Regions from separate parts of the Homo sapiens genome. Here region 2 is linked to region 1. A link is an interaction called in ENCODE POLR2A ChIA-PET data of the cell type or tissue named here. Cell type or tissue: GM12878. All regions are shown on one strand.

Evidence for each region. Peaks named below come from ENCODE experiments on the same cell type or tissue, not always from the same donor. Only the 100,000 strongest peaks of a DNase experiment are listed, where the experiment ranks them.
Region 2: POLR2A ChIA-PET joins it to region 1 with 8 read pairs; 11 of 35 experiments call an interaction of 5 or more read pairs at or near these places.

What each region holds. Positions count from the first base shown.
Region 1 is chr7:43,587,460-43,591,459 of GRCh38, forward strand. The region is part of intron 1 of STK17A (serine/threonine kinase 17a); the gene reads left to right. Among named protein-coding and RNA genes, the nearest start is that of STK17A, 6.4 kb to the left of the region's middle. In GM12878, no CTCF peak of the experiment used is centred here; a DNase peak (open chromatin) is centred at 3,642; H3K4me3 peaks cover 3,348 bases; H3K27ac peaks cover 4,000 bases.
Region 2 is chr7:43,782,656-43,786,655 of GRCh38, forward strand. All of the region lies in intron 2 of BLVRA (biliverdin reductase A), which reads left to right. Among named protein-coding and RNA genes, the nearest start is that of BLVRA, 26 kb to the left of the region's middle. RefSeq lists an enhancer at 1,704-1,853. In GM12878, no CTCF peak of the experiment used is centred here; DNase peaks (open chromatin) are centred at 1,716 and 2,276; H3K4me3 peaks cover 1,315 bases; H3K27ac peaks cover 1,644 bases.

The sequences.
Region 1 (4,000 bases):
TCTCCTCAGAGCAGTCAGGGGTAATAGGGACAAGAGAGGATTTTTATCAGAGAATAAGAGAATATTCAAACTGAAAGGGGACTCTGGGTGGGTATTTTGGGGACTGTGTGTCCTTACCTAGATTGATGGCTGTAGGTAATAGCTTCAGTTTTTGTATCTGACAAGAACTTAAGCGTGTGTCATAAGTTATCATTTTTTAACAAATAAAGACCTTTATTAAGTAATATCCATGCAGAAATTGCTTTGTTTTAACACAGATGTTATTTAAGATTTCTTGACAGCTAGTCATTAGTTTGAAGAATTTTATTTACAAACAGTTTTGGGTAATCTGATACTTTGGATAGATAAAAGAAAATTGGCCATATTTGTGGTTCAACAATAAAGTTACTTGGAAAGTATGGCTTCTGCTCTTAGGCAGGTACTTTAAGTCAGTCAGCTGTTTAATTTTGAAAAGTTCATGCTTCAAATGTTAAAATCTTAATTTAAAATACATGAATGTAAGAATTTGAATTTTAATCTTTTCATAAAACCATAGATGACACAATTTTATAAAATATGATTATTGAACCAAATGCATTAGAAAGCTAAGTAGCTATAGTCACCTCTTCAGGTAAGTAAGAAGTTAACTAGATTTCTTGAGAGAATTTACACATTATGTAGACTTAATAGCTCACCTCCAGAACTCCTGTTCTGATATTTTTTTTAAATTATTATCATTGGTTATATCATAGATCTGAAATTAATGCCAAAAACAATAAAAATAGCCACTGATTATTGATCATTTGCTGAATGCTACACACTTTAAAGATGTAATTTTGTATAGTCTTCACTGCCCTGTATGGTAAAGTGCCATTGATCTCATTTTACAGATGAGGAATCCCAGGTTCCAAAGGATTAATAAATTGCCCAGTATTACACACTTGTTAGCCAGAATTTAAAACCAAGTTTGACTTGTAAGGCCCTGCCTTTTCTTATCACGCATGCTAATGTCTTATTTGAATGGACTCACTGATTTTTACGCCTAGGGTCTTTTCCTTGGTCCTTTCAGCGATAAGGAAGACAAAATCCATTCTAGGTTTTTCCTGAATGGAACTTCTTTACGTTTAAGACATGGCTCACACCTGTAATCCCAGCACTTTAGGAGGCCAAGGTGGGCGGATCACTTGAGGTCAGAAGCTTGAGAGCAGCCTGGCCAACATGGTGAAACCTCATCTCTACTAAAATTACAAAATTAGCTGGGCACACACCTGTAGTCCCAGCTACTTGGGAGGCTGAGGCGGGAGAATTCCTTGAACTTGAGAGGTGGAGGTTGTGGTGAGCAGAGATAGTGCCACTGTACTCCAGCCTAGGTGACAGAGTGGGACTGTGTCTCAAAAAAAGAAAAAAGACATCACTCCAGTGTAATTAGGCAAATACTGTACTTATGTATCAAGTACATAAAAGCACTACCTTAGGCTCTGGAAGCTATTCCCAAATGTAACAGATCAATCACTGTCCCCTTTATAGGCAAGATGATATGCCACTGGAAGGTCTTATGGGGGAAATAACATTTCAGTTGGGCTGTAAAGAATGGATGGAATTTCAGTAGTAGTTGCCATTGTCAATAAAACAGCAAGTCAGAGCAGTAGAAAAATTCAGTGAAGAGAGAATGGCAAGTAGTCCAGTATATTAAATGTCATGAGGTTAAGTTGCCATAAAACTTTTATTTAACAAAATAATAAGCAGTATATATACTAGGTGTGCTGATTATATTTGCACACCTGCCATGTGCAGGGCACTATGGAGATAAAAAGATGAAGAATAAGTGAGGTCCCTGAAACTCACAGTCCAGCTGGGAGACATAGTACAACAAGTTGTAATATATAAGATTGACATAAATATAATAAAGGTATAAACAAAGCACTTTAACCTAGAATAAAACAGGACCTTGGACATTATTTTACTTCCCCTTTGTACTGCTCAAATTAGCATGTGCATTTTCTGATGTTTACCTGAATGTTATATATTCTATTATCTCTTCACCTTTGCTTATAATCCAACACTTGAATTTGTATTTGGAATCCCTTCAATAAATGGGATTCTCTTTACCAAAAAAGGCAGCTCAACCTTCTGTCCAACTATAACTCCTACCACATTACACAGTACTATAACTGGTACCACATTTACACAGTACCTATATTAAAAATCTAAAAGTCATCCATGACTTTCACCTTTCCTTTCTCCTCTCATCTCTGCGTACAACTCACACCTGCCAGGGAGTGCTAATAAATCTTGACTTTGAGTGTCTTTTAAACATATTCTCTCTTCCCAGTCCCTACGCTGGTACTTGAGTGCAGACCTACTGCTTTGAATTATTTTATTGGCCTCTCTGTTTCTAGTTATCACTGGCAATCCACTCTTCACAACACTATTAGAATTACCTGTTTTGTTTTATTTTATTTTATAATTTTATTTTAATTTTATTTAATTTTAATTTTAATTTTATTTTATTTTATTTTATTTTATTTTATTTGAGACAGGGTCTCATTCTGTTGCCCAGGCTAGAGTACAGTGGCATGATCTCGGCAGCCTAGATGTCCCAGGCTCAACTGATCCTCCCATCCCAGCATCTCAAGTGCCAGGACCACAGGTGCACACAACCACGCCTGTCTAATTTTTGTATTTTTTGTAGTGACAAGATTTCGCCACGTTGCCCAGGCTGGTCTCGAACTCCTGGGCTCAAGCAATCCGCCTACCTCAGCCTCCGAAAGTGCTGGTATTACAGGCATGAGCCACCGTGCCCAACCAGAATTATCTTTTCTAAACAATTATTTTCAGTATTCTAATAGGTTCCAGTTTTAAGCCTGATGAAGCCCAAACTCCTTAGCAAACATACCTACCTAAAGATACTCACCCTGTCTCCCTAAGCAGTGTTTTTAGGCACTGATAATGCAAAGGACTTAGGGAGCTCGGACTGGTGGGTCTCAATCAAATGTCACCTCCTCTTGTTATAATTGTTTATGTATCTTACCTTTCCCACCTCTCTGGAATATGTTTTCAGTGAGTAGTTCTGAAATGTATTCATTTCTGATATTCATCCCAAAATATTTAATGAAAACCTAAGTTCTCAGTTTTGTACCTATTAGCAAAATATAGATGTTTTTGAAATGAAAAAATATACCTGAAAATTATGGCAACTGTTTATTCCAGGAAGAAGTTTGGCTTTTGAGTCAACAAAAAAAGTAGATGTGCAACAAACATCTTATGCCCTTTGGACCTCATCAGCCCCAAGAGAGCTGTATATAACCATGGCCCATAATGTCAGGGAAACATCATTTTTAAAATGTTTTGTAGAGGACTCAATAACCTAAAGTTAAAGGTTGAGGTACAGTCACAATTTTTACCATAAAGTCATGGTAAAATATGCATGTTGGAGCCCTTTTGAGGTATGGAATTTAGGGAACTCTGTCAATGTAATTCTGAGCATATACACTGGGACTTTGCAGCTTGAATGCTGAATCTCCTGTTTTCTTTATACAATGTGGCTGTGTAGAACAGCTCCAAGAAATCCGTTATTATCTTCTCTGACTCCTCCTTGAGTGGTTTGAAGGGTCCCCCTCCCATTGCACCAGTCATTTAGAGATGAAGGCATGCATGCTTCCTCAAATCATTGCGACCTGCTGTCATAATGTCAGTTTCAGTGGTATGTGGTATTAGAATGATGGAAGAGTTTTATTCAGCATAGGATAGAGCAGGGGTCAGCAAACTACAGCCAGCCACCTATTTTTGAAAGCCTTGCAAGCTGTTTTTACATTTTTTATGTTTTACATTTTTTAATAGTTAAAAAAATTAGAATAAGAGTAATATTTAATAACATGAAAAGCTTATGAAATTAAATTTCAGTGTAAAAGGTTCATTGGAAGCCAAACATACCCATTCATTTACCTTTCTTGTATGGCTGCTTTTGTTCTGCAACAGTGGACTTGAGTCATTGCTGCAGAGACCCTCTGGTCCACAAAGC
Region 2 (4,000 bases), 200 kb after region 1:
ACATGGGAGAGAGAGAAAAATAGAGGGATGAAGACTGAGCTTTGGGAAATATGCACATCTTGGGTAAAATGAAGAAAGAAAGTGAAATGTGAAAAGAAAACCTCGGTAGCATGAGGTAAGAGAAGAAAGGAAGGAGTGAGTTTGAAGAAGGTCCAGGTAAGGGTCACTCATGTCTGAAGTCCAGGAGGATGTGGCTGAGAAGAAGCCCTTGAATGTGATGAGAAGGTCTTGGATGACCCACGGTGAAGCAGGGAGGTATGGGAGTGAAAACCAATTGCAGCAGGGCCAGGAGGGGTGAGAGGAGTCTGGGGCACTTGGGGTCATTGGACAGGGCAGGGGCAGGGGCAGCAGAGGACTCTGAGCACTGTAGAGGGAGCTCCAGGAAGGGAAGCGGGAGTGAGCCAAGGCGCTATACACTGCAGAATTCTCACCTTCCTAGAGCAGCCCTCTGATATTTATGTCTGTTTTCAGTGGTGGTTTATATTTTAGATAGTGAATACATTTGTGTGATTCTAAACTTTAAAGAGGAAAAAAAGAAAAAAAAATATTTTCTATGAGAAGCCTTCTTCCCTCCTATCCCTGTTTCCCAGCCACTCTGTTTTTCTTGCTCCCAGCAAGAGCATGTCGCCAGTTTCAGTGTTACAGGTTTCTGGGCTGTCCTTTCAAAGAGATTCTAAACATAGACAGTATCTTTTTCCTTTGGCTACCACCCCTCCTGTTACTACACAGACTGTAGCACACAGTGCACACTAGGCTGTCGTTTGCTTCTTTCACCCGATCATCTATCTTGGAGACCAGTCCCTTTCAATATATAAAGGGCTTCCTCGTTCTTTTATTTTTATATTGCCATGTAATACTCTATATCACGAGTCTATCATAACTTTCATAGCCAGCCTGTTATTAATGACATATAGATTATTTCCATCTTTTGCTTGTTATAAGCAAGGCTGCAGTAAGCCTAAGTCACTTGACTTGTGTAGCTCTATAGGACACATTATCTTACAGTTGGATTTACCAGAACAAAGGGCATTTGCATTTTAATTTGTAATAAATATTTCCAAGTTGCTCTCCATAAAGCAGGTTCTTCTCTCCCTCCTGCAACATATGAACATACCTGTTTCCCCAGGCCAACCAATGTGTTATCAAACTTTTTTTTAATTCTTGCAAATAGTGGATGAAAACGACTAGTTTGTTCTGTCCAACTGCCTGGACTCTCCTTCCACCTTTTCAGCACCTGCCCTCATGCCTCACCTTGAAGTTTTTCTACAGTGATTTTACATTTTCTTCTACCCTCTTTATCTCAAAAAAAATTTTTTTTCTAAGTTGGCAGAGCACATTCCTAACTATGAACTCCATTTTTGCATCTGGAGTGCCAAACACCAGCTTCTCTGAGTCCAAGGGTGGGGGCGCAAGCTCACTCTGTGACTGTGATTTGGACCTAAGTGAGTTTTTTAGTCACTTTGCTGTGCTTATGTGTCCTTTTCTGCTGTCTCAAAACTGCTCCTGTTCTTTGTTCCTTAAATACCACCTCTATAGGGCTATTTGTAGTGGCATTTTCCCAAAGGTTCAGGATAGCAGAGCACAGCAGACAACTGAAAATGGAACTGTGGATGTCCTGGTTTCTGGAAGTCCATTGCTCCCTCCTCCACTGGGCGTTTCTCACTGGCTTCCTTCTCTGCAGATTTTAGCCTTTTGCTAACCTGCGTGCACTTTCCCCTTTCCTCTGCCTCCTACTGGTTCCTAGCCCCAAAGTTTTAGCTGCTACTACAGAGTGGTCTAGCCATCTCTGATTTGCAGTTTCCCTTCAGAACGCACCTTCAAGATCCCTCATGTAAAATGAAGAGGCTCACGTTAAAAGGCCTAACAAGTAATTTTTCTCAAAAATAAAGTTCTTCCCCTAAGAGCAGCTTGACTATTAAGATACCAGTGTCTTCACTCATATCTTTTTTTTTTTTTTTTTTTTTTTGAGATGGAGTGTTGCTCTGTCGCCCAGGCTGAAGTGCAGTGGTGCAATCTTGGCTCACCGCAACCCCTGCCTCCCCGGTTCAAGCGATTCTCCTGCCTCAGGCTACCAAGTAGCTGGGGTTACAGGCACCCGCCACCACCATACCTGGCTAATTTTTTGTATTTTTAGTAGAGGCAGGGTTTCACTATGTTGGTCGGGCAAGTCTGGAAACTCCTGACCTCAAGTGATCCGCCCACCTCAGCCTCCCAGAGTGCTGGGTTTACAGACATGAGCTACTGCACTGGGCCTTTCACCCATATCTTGTCCCTGTGTGTCAGTTTTGCAAGGCAGTAATATCGAAACCAAATCCTAAAGCAGTTTATAATTTAGCCTGACACACTGTGCAAGCCAGGTTTTGTATGCAAGTTTGTGTGTATCATTAACTAATGAAATCTTAAAAAGCAGTTTGGCTTATTTATAGATAATGGAGCTGTTTCTTAACCTTGTGCCTTTTTTTTAAGCTGGTAGAAGCATATCCTGGTTATTATCTGGAATGTAGTAATACGGTAACCTTAAGAATGCCATAAATATTTAACCTAATAAGGGGATTGCTAGTCTTCTTTTCTTGATTGAAAGGGAAACAAATATTAATATTTGATCATTAATATGTGTTTTGGCTGTACAGATTTCTCCAGAGGCTGTCTTACTGCTTTTTGGTAATTAGAAATTACCAAAAAAAAAAAAAAAGAAAAGAAAACAAGACTAGTAACCCAAAAAGGACTTACTTGGTGAAATTGTCAATTGTCAGTTGGGCACTGTGGCCACTCCTTCCTATACTCTTCCCTGACTTCCAGAAGAGAAGCCAGGAACTAGGTCTCCCAGAGTCCCCTTTTATATGTGAAGTCCACTCCCAGGACTCCCAGGAAACTTGCAAGGCTGAAGAAAGAGAGGCAGTTAGTCATAGGAGACAGTTCAGTCAGATGTGTGAGCCAAGGCCAGTGTATGGTTTAGCAGCAGTGGACAGTCAGGCTCTGTGAATCACTCTTCCCAAGCTGCAGGCTGACAGAGGCTGAGATCCTTTCCAGACGTCTTGGCTTCTGGGCAAGTTCTGGAGAATCTCTCGCTTCAATATTGAATTGTATAACAACAGTACAAGGTCTAGGAGAAAAGAAATGGAAGTGTACTGTTGTCAGGTTCTTTATAGTATATGTGGAATAGTGCATAATATTACTTTAAAGTAGACTGTGGTAAGTAAAATATATAATATAAAATCCTTAACTTCTGAAAAAGAGTTATAGCTAATAGCCAACAAATGGGATAAAATGGAATCATAATAAATATTCTAATTAATCCAAAATAAGGCAGGAAAAGAGGGGAAAAAGAACAGATTGAACAAATAGCAGGATTTCTATAGAATTTGAATGGAAACCCAACCATATCAATAATCACAATGTAAATTGTCTAAACGTTTCAACTAAAAGGCAGAGATTGTTAGACTGAGTAAAAAAAAGCAAGACCTAACTATATGCTGCCTATAAGAAACTAACTATAGCTATGAAAACACATATAGATTAAATGTGAAAGGTTGGGGAAAAAATGTATTATGCAACACTGATCAACAGAAATTGGGAATGGATTGTTAATATCAGACAAAATAAATTATAGGGCAAAAAATATTACCAGGAATAAAAATGGTCATTTTAGAAAGATAAAGGGGTCAATTAAAAAAAAGGACATAACCATCCTAAACTTGTATGTATCTAATAACAGAGTTTTGAAATATGTGGGTCAAAACTGATAGAACTGAAAGGAGAAATACACAGTTATATACAATTATATTCAGAGATTTCTCTACCCTCAATAATTGCTAGAGCAAGGAGACAGAAAATCAGGAAGGATACGAAGACCTGAACAACACAATCAACCAACTTGATCTAACAGACTTATAGAACACTCCACCCAACAATAGCAGAATACACATTCTTTTCAAGTGTGCCCAGAACATTAACCAAGGTAGACCACATCCCGTATCATAAAATATCTCAATAAATCTAA